Linked DNA regions of Homo sapiens: region 2 is linked to region 1. The links are chromatin contacts, found by Hi-C in ENCODE. All regions are on one chromosome and are shown on one strand. The core of a region is the stretch at or near the end of the contact, and the rest is flanking DNA. Distances in the headings are between cores, read along the strand shown.

Region 1 (6,222 bases), core at 3,465-5,964:
CACACCTGTAATTCCAGGCCTTTGGGAGGCCAGGGTGGGAGGATCACTTGAGTTCAGGAGTTTGAAACCAGGCAGCCAACATGGTGAAACCCTGTCCCTACTAAAAACACAAAAATTAGCCAGGTGTTGGGCGCCTGTCATCCCAGCTACTTGAGAGGCTGAGGCAGGAGAATCGCTTGAGCCCAGGAGGCGGAGGTTGCAGTGAGTGGAGATCGCGCCACTGTACTCCACCCGGGGTGACAGAGCAAGACTCCATCTCAAAAAAAAAAAAGAAGATTTTTCACAAACTGGAACAGAATTCTAGAACTTGGTCTTTAAGCAAAATTCTAGAATTCTAAAAATACACAGACAAGAATAAATATCTTGATCACTGACACATGCTGTACAAATAAAATTAGGTAAGTTAAAATCTAATTTTAAATGAATACTGAGTGGCTAAGAAGTTAAAATAAGGATTAATTAAATATAAGAATTAAGGACAGTGAGTATTGTATGTTCTGTCCAAGAACTGAAAAGTGGCTCCATGCCTTCTCTTGATAACTAAATAAGCAGTTGTCATTTCTCACACAGTTCACACCTTGCCAGAAACATGCCTGACATAGCCAAGGAGGGGAGGTGGAATGACAGTAAAATCTTTAAAGTGTGGACCTTCACCCAGGAGAATAAAACCGGATCTCTATCTCATTTTACACAAACAAGAATACTAATCCTAAAATTGGACTTTCTCCCTCTAGATTTTCTTTCCAGTCTGTGTTTTTGTCCCATTTACAAATATTCAAAATATCCCTGAAGAAAGGAAAGAAATATTAAAATAAAGGTAAAAAGCTGACTCACAAAGCAGTGGAACTTCCCATTCCCCATCTCCCAATATCTCATGTGGAAGACCAAAATAAAAACCCAAGCAGTTCCAGTCAAAGGGAACTCTGCTAAAGCTCAGGATTTCTTAAACACAATCTGAAAGCCATTCATAAAAAGGAGTCCATGAGGCATTTATACACACACACACTCACAAAATGTATCAATTTCATATATTGGTATATGAGAAAATAAATGTTTTAAAATTATATTGCCACCACTTTCCCTTCAACATGAGCCAAAAACAAACAAACCAAAACAACAACAACAACAACAACAAAACACAGATTAGGTTGAGAGGGGGAAAAAACAGCATTTCTTCTACACAACCAAACCAATCATTTAACAACAGGGTCTAGTGTGCAATTTAAACTTTACAGCATCCCTGAAAATCTTTATAAATCAATGAGACACTCACTTTTCCCTAAAAAGACACAGACAAGAATAAACATCTTGTCTCCCAATGGCTTTTTTCTATTGTGAAAGAGCCTGGAAAGTAAAAAGTGTAAGTAGGGAAACATATAAGCCGGATCGCGCCTGTAGTCCTAGCTACTAGGGAGGCTGAGGTGGGAGGATCACTGGCCAGGAGTTCAAGACCTGACTGGGCAACATAGTGAGACTGCCCCTCCATCTCCAAAAAACAAAACAAAACAAAAACACATATATATGTAATTTTAATCTAAAGAACACATTTGTGTAATCCTAAACCAAACGAACGAATTGAAAAAAAAACTGTAATAAGACAATCAGGGAAATCAGCAAACTGACTGAATATTTGCTAATGTTTAAGAATCACTATTAATATTTCTTACAGATATACTTGGTGGATTTACAGATGAAAAGCTAATGAGATTTGCTTTAAAATATCTAGTAGGTGGGGGCCAGGGGCGATGGATCACGCCTGTAATCCCAGCACTTTGGGAGGCCGAGGCGGGCGGATCACCTGAGGTCGGGAGTTCGAGACCAGCCTGACCAACATGGAGTAACCCCGTCTCTACTAAAAATACACAACTAGCCGGATGTGGTGGTGCATGCCTGTAATCCTAGCTACTCGGAGGCTGAGGCAGGAGAATCGCTTGAACCAGGGAGGTGGAGGTTGCAGTGAGCCGAGATCGCGCCATTGCCCTAAGTTTCTTGTTGTCTGGGCAACAAGAGGGAAACTCCGTCTCAAAAAAAAAAAAAAAATGTATATATATATTTGTGTATATATTTGTATATATATATATTTATATATATGTGTGTATATATATTTGTATATATATATATATACACACACTTCTAGTAGGTGGGATGAAACCAAGCAGGTCATGTGCTAACAATGGTTGAAGGCAGGTAATTAATACATAAAGGCTCATTATACTCAGTTCTCTATTTTCTAGAGACAGCTGAACATTAGCAAGGAAAAAAGTACCCTATACATCAAAAATTCCTGTCAAAAGTACAGAAATTTGTGTTCCCCTACATCACCCATAATCCTTATTTTCTCATTCATCTGGTTTAACAATAATTCAATTCTCCAAACCAATTAACTTCCTCCAATAGACCTAAAACTGAAATACAAGACTATCTTTGTTGTCTTTTAATTCTACTCATAAGCTAGTCAAACGCTAGGTGAGAAAACGATCCAGGCTTCCAATTTATAATTAGTAAACTTATTTTAACTTCAAGACAACATATCTGTTTTGAGTCAGACTGATGAACTAGCACTAGTTTTTTTAATTTACCTTACTCTCCGCCTCGTATTTAAGTTTGGTGGGTAGTGTACGAACGTGTAATGTAACAGATGTTGTTCACTCCCAGGAAGTCAACTCTTTCCATCATGAGTAACAGAACTCAATCGAATGTGACACACAGAAATGTCTCAAAAATCTCTAGGTAAGTAACTCGCATATACCCTTATCCTCCCTCCCCAAAGCATTGCAGGTGGTTAGAAAGGAGCGACCTCGGTTGGTTGGTTTCTTCTTCTTCCCTTCCTTTCTTAGGGGAAGGCTAGAGAGCAAAGAAACGACAAAAAAAAACAGGCCGGAAGAAGGAAAGCGAAAAGCATGAGGGCTGGACAATCAGCCCTTAAATAAACGAAAACTGTATCCAAATCAGATTAAGTTGAGAGACAGCGAACTGCTAAACACCTCCCCATAACTCTAACGTACCTGAAACCGCGAGTAGAGAAACCCGGCCGTACATCACATTCAAGCTCCCTTCCCTCCCAAAGTACTCACAGGTATAAGAGGCATAAAAAGAACTTCCCCACCCTCGCCAAGAGTAGCGCGGAAAAAAACTCACACTGGCCTGGGCCACGCTGGCGAAGCCGCCTGACCCTCCCCGCGCGACCAGGAACCCTCAAATGACTACCCCGCTCCTCAGGCCGGGGAAGGGGTGCCGGGGGAGCGAGGCTCGACTGGGAGGACCCGCCCGCCGTCGAGGCCCTACGTGCCCACCCGGCCCGGGGGCTTGGGCCCGCTCCGCACACTCTGGGCCCAGGCCTGGTACCCCGCGAAGCTCATCGCGAGCCCAGACCCCGGTCCGACGCCGCGCCCGGCGAGACCCGCACACTCCACTGAGCCACGGCGGCCGCCGCCGTACGGACCCAACCCCTATCTACCTGTCTTCGCTCTTGTTTTTCTGTTTCTTCCCCATTGCTTGTCAATGGCGCTCGTGGCCCCAGCCCCTCTATTCGGTCTCTCACAGACCCACTGTCTCCCGGCTGACTTTGGTCTCCGCTCAGCTCTTTTCCCCTCGTGCTGCCGCCGCTCGCACCCGGCTCTCCACAGACCCGCGCACTGGAACAGGACACATATGGTGTGAGTTCTCAGTGCGCAAGCGCATCGCCCAGCCGCCTCGGCGTGAGGACGCAGGGCGCGGCTCATCGAGAGCTGCGCTTCGGGTAGAGCGTCTCCGGTTGACCGGCCGACCAGGCAGCAGCCCGAGCGCCCCCTGCCCTCAAGCGTCCGCCACGAGCCGACACCCGCGGGTTTTCCACGTTCTAGAACCCGGAGGTGGACAATGAAGCTGTCAATTTCGCCACCTCACCCCTCTCCCAACGGGGAACGCACGCTTCGGTTCAGGAGTGGGCTTTGGGCTTCCCTTTATATCTTTGTATTCTCAGCCGCACGAAGTTCAGTAAAGAACCACAACGAACCAATAGAGTCCTCTGGGGGTTTGCGAGAGAGATAAATTCAGGACAAAATAGGGACCTCTCAGTAACATCCATGCATTATGCATTATGTACAGTCACTGAATAAAACAGAACAGGACACAGCCGATCAATTCCCTAACATAGGTCTTCAGCTTCACCCTCAAAGCGAGGGCGAGTTCTAAAAATTCCTGTGTTTCGAAGAGTCAAGAGGGGACCTACAGGGGTGGTGGAAAATGTTCTATATCTGGATCTGGCCGGTGATATTTTGGGTTTTAACTATGCAAAAGTTAATTGTGCTGTATATGTTTATGCCTCGACTTTAGGAAAAATGTTAACAAAAGAAAACAAAAAAAAGAAAAATGTTCATTCAACACTAACAGAATGGAAACGCAGTTCAAGCGTCACGGCTGAGCGAGAGCACAGCTGTCTCATTTCCAGTCTGGCGCACTGGACCGTGAATACTGAAGCACGCTCCTGAGAAAGTCCGGCCACGACAGCCTGCGCACTAAGAAACTGCAACTCCCACAATGCTTTGCGGCCTTCCAGTTCGGCCGTGTACCCGGAGGAAAGCAAGGGTCGGACACCTTGGGTTCCGGGCTGCTGGGCGGGAGGCGCACGCGCAGAACTGTTCGCCACCCGACCGCCCGCCCCTTCCTCTGGCGTCCAAGGTGATATCGCGCGAGGTTCGCAGCCAATAAGGAGGCGGATGTGACGGCCCGTTTGCAGCCGCCGGCAGCTACTGCAAGGCAAAAGCCGGAGTGGACGTGTCTTTTGAAACTGCTGCTCTTTCACTTCTCAGGCGTCACCGAGAGCTCAGGTGAGGCAGAGGGTAGTGAGAAGAATCCGACCACCACGTCCGGGTGCTGGTGAACATTCTGCTGCTCCACATCCGGAGCGGAGGAGGGGCGCGGCCCCAGCACCGGTGTCGGTGTCCTGGCAGAGGCTCTTGCGCAAGCGCACCAGGAGGCGTCGAAGTTGGGGCCACCGGGACTGTGCTTTCCTCTGTTTCCCCGGGCGCAGGGAGTGGCCGGCTTGCCATTGGGGAGGTACCTGGGGTTCAGTTAAGGACCAGGCCCCTTGATTGTTTTGGCGGATACCTGTAAGGGTGTCCAGGAAATGACTAGGGAATTTGAGGACGCGCTGTGTCCCGTCCCACCCTTCCAGCGGAGCTGTAAAAAGGAAGAATCAGAGGCTGTGGTTTGAAAAATGAAAAGCTAACGAGGGGTTGCATCGTCTCTTTACCCCATTCTCAATGCTCTGACCACCAACACCTACACCCAGAATAGCTCTTCTTAATCTCGTCTTTTTCCAGTTATCCCATAATTAAATTCTGGGCTCATTCTATAAAGTTCCAGGGTAGGCATTCTCTGTGCTTATCCCTGGAGCACAGCTTCCAACGTTCAATTCAGTATCTTATTATCTTCTCCTTCCAGCCCCCTCACTGAGGGTCACAGTCCTACTGACATTTTTCTTGGGCGATAGGGAGCGTGGAAATCTTTGCTGTGTTTGAAATACAGCACCTTTCCAATTTTATAGCACTCACGAGGAGCTTACAATTTGGTTTTTTAGACTCAAATACTTTTGAAACTTAACAGTGTAGTAATTTGAACAGAAGTCAGGCACGTGTTCATTCAACGTTAAATACATGTTTATTGAGTACCTGCTGTGTTCTATGGAGATACAAAGATGAAATCAAGTATGCTTTTCAAATCCTTTTCCTGTAAAGAAAAAGGAATCAGAATTGAAGTTTGCAAGAATATTTCTCTTCAGCTCAACGTTTATAGAGGGCCTGTGTGGGTCAGAATCTGTGTCAGAAGCTGAGTGAATGAATTCACAGTTTGTTGTGAAGTTTGGGGTGCTTCAGTATTATTTGCAAATGTATCATAGTTCATTGATATGCAACAGCCTCCTGCTTTGATAGGCAAATTATAAATCATTTCTGCAGTAATAACCCTGAGATACACATAAACTTGCCCTCTAATTGTTGGTATAAAATTTCTCGTACAAAATACTCCATTTCTTTTAAAAGAAGTAAAATTTTGGCCGGGCGCGGCTGGCTCACGCCTGTAATCTCAGCACTTTGGGAGGCCGAGGCGGGCGGATCACGAGGTCAGGAGATCGTAGCCATCCTGGCTAACACGGTGAAACCCCGTCTGTACTAAAAATACAAAAAGAAATTAGCCGGGCGTGGTGGCGGGCGCCTGTAGTCCCGGCTACTCGGGAGGCTGAGG
Region 2 (6,330 bases), core at 1,316-3,815, 6.0 Mb before region 1:
TGTCTCTACTAAAAATACAAAAATTAGCCCTGCGTGGTGGTGCATGCCTGTAGTCGCAGATACTTAGGAGGCTGAGGCAGGAGAATTGCTTGAACCTGGGAGGTAGAGGTTGCAGTGAGCTGAGAAGATTGTACCACTGCACTCCAGCCTGGGCAAAAGAGACTGTCTAAAAAAAAAAAAAAAAAGTAATCTAGTTAATATTTCAATATTGAGCATCAAGAATTTTTAAAAATTGGTTGAGTGTTTTCTACATGCAGAAAGATACAGCAGAGAGCATAGACACAATCCTTGCCCTCCCAAGCGTATACCCAGCGAGAAAGTGAGAAGCACAGAGTATGTGTAAGCATAAAAATACTAAGTTTTGAGAGTAGACAGCAACTATGAAAATATTCAGTTATATCGATGCAACTCAGTCTTCATTAATTGTTCTCATCGGAGCACATCTTTTTCACATTCTGTAAAGTAACGCTCGGTATGGGCCCAAGGAATATTTAATAAATATTTAAAAATGAAGTTAATAATTGTTTTGAAAGCCATATGGTTGATATTTCTTCTTAAATGTAACCAATAGAAACAACATAAGGAATTTGGCCTGTGCATATATTTGCACATTTATGGTACAGGCATTTACATGGAGGTGCCTGTCATTTGTGACACAGACTTCTCATCAAGTTTCAGAAGGAACAGATGTTTCTAGATGGAATAATATGGAGCTTGCCATTGTAAGAATCCTGTAATAAATCCTTTCATAAAATAAATATATCTGAATTATCTCTTGTTATACATTTTCACTCCTGGATCATCTAAAGTAGAACACAAAGATTGTTCATAAACTATTCATTCAAAACAACTTTATATAAAAAGAATTACTGTTGCTGAATTCTGGATTCTTATTGTTGCTCTTTCTTACTAGCATGGGGTTTGGGACAAGTCACCTTTTTAAATTTTTTTATTTATATTTTCCTAAGTGAATTAACACAGGAAGTCATTCACCTTTCTTTGCCTCAAAGAATTAAATTTATTCTTTGACGCTATTAAGTAAATTAATAGCGTCTACTTCATTGCTCAGTCACTAGCAGTTTCTGAAGTCACTGTCTGGCAGTCAGTAGATATCACCTCTGTAACTAGTCTTGTGCAGCTCTCTGTGATGTGATCTGGTAGAGGACTAAGATACAAAAGCACAAGGGTGAATTCTAGGACCACCTGAGCCAGTGATTAGTTGATGACAAGTCACATAGTCTCTGTGAGCCTGGGTAAAATGAAGAGACTGGATTTGCTCTTGTACCTTCCCAATCCCTGGCTCCACTAGCTGTTGGCCACCTTAGACTTGAAGGTCCATTCACTGCTGCTTGCCCTTGAAGCTCAATTGCTGGTCAGAGCTTTACACTCCTGGGAAGCCAGTCCCCTACCTGGAGGCTGAGCCGGTGACACTGGTTCCACTGGGTCACAGCTGAAGCACCACTGGGGATGGGGCATTTATGTGGCCATGAGTCACACTAGGGTAGGGGTAGAGGGCAAGTCACAGGAAGATTGTTGGGTTTTTTTTTTTTTTTTTTTTTTTTGGCCAGTTTCTTTTCTTTCTTTTTTTATCCCTTTGAAACAGAAGACCATGGCGTACAATCTGGTATCTGCCTTCAGGGTTGGGATAATATCTTTGTTTTACAATACTCAGAGTGGCTGGAAGAAAGCTGAGGCCACAGGTCACTAGCAGGTTCTAAAGTCTGAAAATCCCTGGGAAAATTTGACTTTTTATATGCTAATAATTGAGTACTGACAACTCTGGAGGGAGCTTTCCAATTCTTCCGTCATGAAAGTGGACTTTGTATACTAAAGAGGGGTTCATGGATTCATGGTAACCTACAATTCTTCCTTGCGGCCTGAACCAAAGGAATAGCAGCTACAGTTGGGTTTTCCTAAAAGGAGTAAGATAGTCCCAGGCCTCCCTTCTCAAATAAGTGTATCAAGCAGGTGGACTCTGCCAGTCGGGGGTCCCGGTCAATCCCTAGGGCCCTGGGGCGCCATGGGCCTCGTGGGAGGGCTGCGCATCCCAACCATGCCTTCGTCTCCTGGTGGGGCACCGGCGGTACGTCCGATCCTCCAGCCCGCGTGGTCAGGCGGCCGCGGGCCCAAGCATTTCCCAGGGCCCAAGCATTTCATTCATTTATTCATTCACGCAGCAGGTATTTCCCGGGCGCCCTCCTCCTGTGTAGGTGACAGAAACTGGGTGGCGAGCGAGCCAGGCAAAGCCCGGCTTCCCTGAAGCTCCCCGCAGCGGCGGGGGCGGAGAAGAGACCTCAGCCCCGCGGGCTCGCACAGCTGGCGCGGACCACGCTCTCGCCCGGGGCCGGCGGCCTCAGCGCCCCCCGAATGAACACCTTCCGCCCGCTGGCCGCCCCGCGAGGCGGGCCGTGTCGTGGCCCCGGTGCACGGAGGGGGACGCCGAGGCCCGGAGCAGGGCCCGTCTCGGCCTGTGCTCGGAGCCAGGCGGCAGGGCCCGCGGGCCGGCGGGCGGCGCGGAGACGGCTGCGCTCCCGCCCTCCGCCAGCGCCTGGCGGCCGCCCCACGTGACGGGAAGCGGCGGCTGCGGGGTCGGGCCAGCCCAGGAGCCGCGGGCCGGAGCGGGGCGGCGGGGCCCCAGGCCGCGGGGCGGCGCGGGACGGCGGGCGCCGGCGCCGGTGAGTGAGGAGGGCGGCGGGGCGCGGGGTGCGGGGCTCAGGGCGCGGGGCGCGTGGGGCAGGAGGGCGGGGAGCAGGAGTGGGGGGTAGGCGGCGGGGCGGGGTGGAGGGCGAGCCCGTGCGTGTGCGCTGGGGCAGGTGTAGTGGGGGCTGGAACGCGGGGTGGGGGGAGCAAGTGGCTATACACTTGGGGGCAGGTGTGCGGGTGTGCGACTTGGTAGCTGTCCCTTGTGGGGGCCGGCTAGCCTGCTGGGGTGAGCAAATAAGTGTTCACGTGTGTGTGGGATGAAGTGTGCACGGGTGTGGGGTCAAGTGTGTATGTTGTGTGTGAGGAGTGCGTGTGTGTTTAGGGCAAGGGAAGACCTGAGAGACCTCGTCCTTGATTTGGGTTTTCCGGGGAGAAGGGCCAGGAAGGACTTGCACCTCCATCCCTGGTATGGAATGGTTTTGGCGCTGTGATTGAGGTTTCTGGGAGCTCTTTGGATTTGAGAGCTCAAATTCGGGTCACACTCAGGCCTGAATTGTCCTGATCTGGAGAGTAGGCAGGGGTGTGTTGGGGAGTAGGGAAAAGTGCTGTGCTGGGCTTCCTGGCCCCTGTTTTTAGCACCAGGTCAAGGGCTGGAAGCTGTCATCCCTGTGGAATTGTTTTCTTTCCATTGCCTTCTGGAGGTGCAGGTGCAAGTTAGTCCGCCTGCCTCCCTGTGTTAAGTGTTGATATCCTTAAACACGGAAGCTGTCCGGTTGTCTGCACCTGCCGTGGCTTCTACCCAAGGACTGTTGAGTGACCCTCAGGAAGCCTCCTACCTGGCTGCTAAAAATGGGGGCTCACAGATCACACAGCAGGCCTTACTGCACGTGGACTGCACGCGCAGCTGTGGTCAAAACATGTCTGAGCAGAGTTTAATCACTGATGAAGTGCTCATGGGCAAGCACCTTGTCTATCAGGAAGGAAGGCAGCTGCGGGTGTGATTGTGGTGGCAAGTTAAGGCACTGAGAAGGTGTGCAGGGAAGATCCTACTGCGTTGTGTGTGTTGGCTTGGTTGGAGTCAGGATGAACGAATGTAGAGGGACTGTGTGGTGGCTGCTACTCTCTCATGGTGGACATGCTTCTCTCTGTTGGTCAGCCGGAAGCTGGCAGACAACTGAGAGCTCGCAGTTCCATGGTCAGTCAGAAGGAACATTTGGTCAGCTGCTTCCTTTTCTTTTTCCTTCCATTTCTGCCAGCCGAGCAGCCTCAACAGTCATTGCAGCTGCTTCTGTGATGTGTAGCAAAACGCTGCCTGGAGTACTAGAAAGTCTACTGGCTGGAATCTGCTGGAACCTGTCCATAACTAGCCTGCCCCAGGTCATCTATGAAATGGGAGTGATGCTCTGTGGTGGTAATGAATGTGGAGTGTGGGTTCAAATCCTGCCTCTGCCATTTCCTGTGACCTTTGGGCAATTTGCTGGACATTCTGAGTCTCAAATTCCTCCATCAAAATAGGGATAATATTAGAAAAGGCACATGAATTCTAATAAGAAATTGTGCCTGGAAAGGATCCGGCACAGGGTCTGGCATTTAGTAGGTGCTCAATAAATTATTGCTGACAAATATAAATGAGGATGTAGAGCCAGGTCTCCCTCAGCTCTGAAAATATGTAGTTTTATGTTTTGAGTAATTGTTAACCTAACAAATGATTTACTCTGGAGTTAGACTTGTGGGTTCTGAATTCCAATTTGCTATGTGCATCAAGGTTTGCATTACACAATTGAATTGGGTGAGAGGTGAGGTGCCACTGTTAGCCTTCATTCACTCTGCCTTTTCTTCTACACTCATGATTGTGCATGGCAGTCCTCTTGTCATAGCATTGGAGGCAGAGCGTTTTCACCACTGCAGGAATCCCAGGACCAATCTAACCTCAGCTTAAACCCTCCAGAGACAGGGATTTGTAAAGGGCCCATTCTTCATTTAGGCAGCTCCAGTTGAGGAGTTTTAAAAGCATAGAGCTCACTATTTTAAAAATGCTATATTTTCTTTTTGTTGTTGTCTTCTGGGTGGTTTTTTTGCTGTTGTTTTTGAGACAGGGTCTTGCTCTGTCACCCAGGCTGGAGTGCAGTGGTGTGACCATGGCTCACTGCAGTCTTGATCTCCCAGACTCAAGGGATCCTCCCACCTCAGCCTCTCAAGTAGCTGGGACCACAGGCTCGCACTACCACACCCAGATAATTTAAAAAATTTTTTTTGTAGAGATAGGGGTCTCCCTGTGTTGCCCAGGCTGTTCTCAAACTCCTGGCCTCAAGCAATCCTCCTGTCTTGGCCTCCCAAAGTGCTGGGATTACAGACCTGAGCCGCTGCGCCCAGCCAAAAAACTTGCTGTATTTTCTGGGTCTGATATGCAGCTAACATTTCTGTTAGGAAAAAAAAAATGAAGTTATTTGGCTTATTCCTTCATGCTAATATTACAAATTTGTGATCTTTTAAGAAAACTTGAAGAAATTTTACTTAATGGGTTAAGTGTCTTCATCTTGGTCTGAATCCAGCCCTCATTAGAAATACATTAAAGTAGTCATTTGTGGCAGCCAGGTGTTTGGATACTGCCGAATAATTTGGCTCAGACTTTACAACTCATCTCTGTAGCAAACCTGACTCGTTTTTCTTTATTTAAAAAAATAAATACCTACTAAATGAATGTAGAGTAACAACTTAATTTGGTGCTACCCCAAATGACTTTAAGTGCCTCATGAAAAGTGAATTATGAAATCTTGCAGATGATTTGAAATCAAGATCTTTTCTTGATAGTCAAGTAACTGCTGTTGAAAAAGTTAAAGATTTAAGGAAAAAATCACATATTTAAAGATGACAACTGACTGGATATTATGGACTATCAAGTCCTGTAGGTACTCAATAATTTTTTTTTTCTTTTTTTGAGACAGGGTCTCACCCTGTCACCCAGGCTACAGTACAGTGTCGTGTTCTCGGCTCACTGCAACCTCCATCTTCCAGGCTCAAGTGATCCTTCCACTTTAGCCTCCCAAGTAGTTGGGGCTATAGGCACATGCCACCATGCCCGGCTAATTTTTGTATTCTTCTATAGAGACAGAGTTTCACCATGTTGCCCAGGTTGGTTTTGAACTCCTAAGCTCAAGCAATCCATCTGCCTCGGCCTCCCGAAGTGCTGGGATTATAGGCATGAGCCACTGCTCCTGGCCAGTACTCGATAATTTTTTGTGGCTGTTTGAAGGTTCAGTATTGAGGAAGATGTTATGAAGTAAATGCCATATTTCTATTCTGCTCTTCTTCTACCTCCCACTTCTCTTCCTAAACCCTTTTAATTCTAACTGCTGATGGTACTCTTATAGGATGTATATTATATATATGTACATACACACACACATACACCCTTATGCATATGTATGTATACACACACCATATATAGTATGTGTATATATGTGTGTGTATATAAATATATGTTTATATGTATTTAAATAATTTTGATTAGTATTGCCCAGTAAAAAGGATACCAACTATGAATAGTTACATATATTAAATATACATCATGATAATATTAAGATGACAAGTTAGATATTAGACCTTAACTGTCTTTTTTTAATCCTCTTTTTTTAGATACTCTTGCAGATTATCAGAGCAGGTTCATTGCACTATAACTAATCTTGC

The links. Hi-C counts contacts between places; a loop is a spot of excess contacts on that map. Pooled maps may share reads with other maps.
Region 2: a pooled map shows a loop between it and region 1 (9-fold over the local background). The contact joins the promoter of TGFBRAP1 here to the promoter of TXNDC9 in region 1. A Hi-C loop is called at or near these places in 2 of 37 single-sample maps with no recorded cell type and 10 of 50 pooled maps.

What each region holds. Positions count from the first base shown.
Region 1 is chr2:99,334,825-99,341,046 of GRCh38, reverse strand. TXNDC9 (thioredoxin domain containing 9) reads left to right here and starts at 4,714. Exons shown (of 5, transcript NM_005783.4): 1 at 4,714-4,808. EIF5B (eukaryotic translation initiation factor 5B) reads right to left here and starts at 3,658. Exons shown (of 24, transcript NM_015904.4): 1 at 3,458-3,658. The coding sequence starts at 3,492. RefSeq lists enhancers at 3,460-3,569, 3,276-3,777, 3,790-3,899, 3,920-3,999, 4,010-4,059 and 5 more and a silencer at 3,230-3,389.
Region 2 is chr2:105,325,970-105,332,299 of GRCh38, reverse strand. TGFBRAP1 (transforming growth factor beta receptor associated protein 1) reads left to right here and starts at 2,565. Exons shown (of 12, transcript NM_004257.6): 1 at 2,565-2,675. C2orf49-DT (C2orf49 divergent transcript) reads left to right here. Exons shown (of 2, transcript NR_187479.1): 2 at 1-771. RefSeq lists a silencer at 2,251-2,680.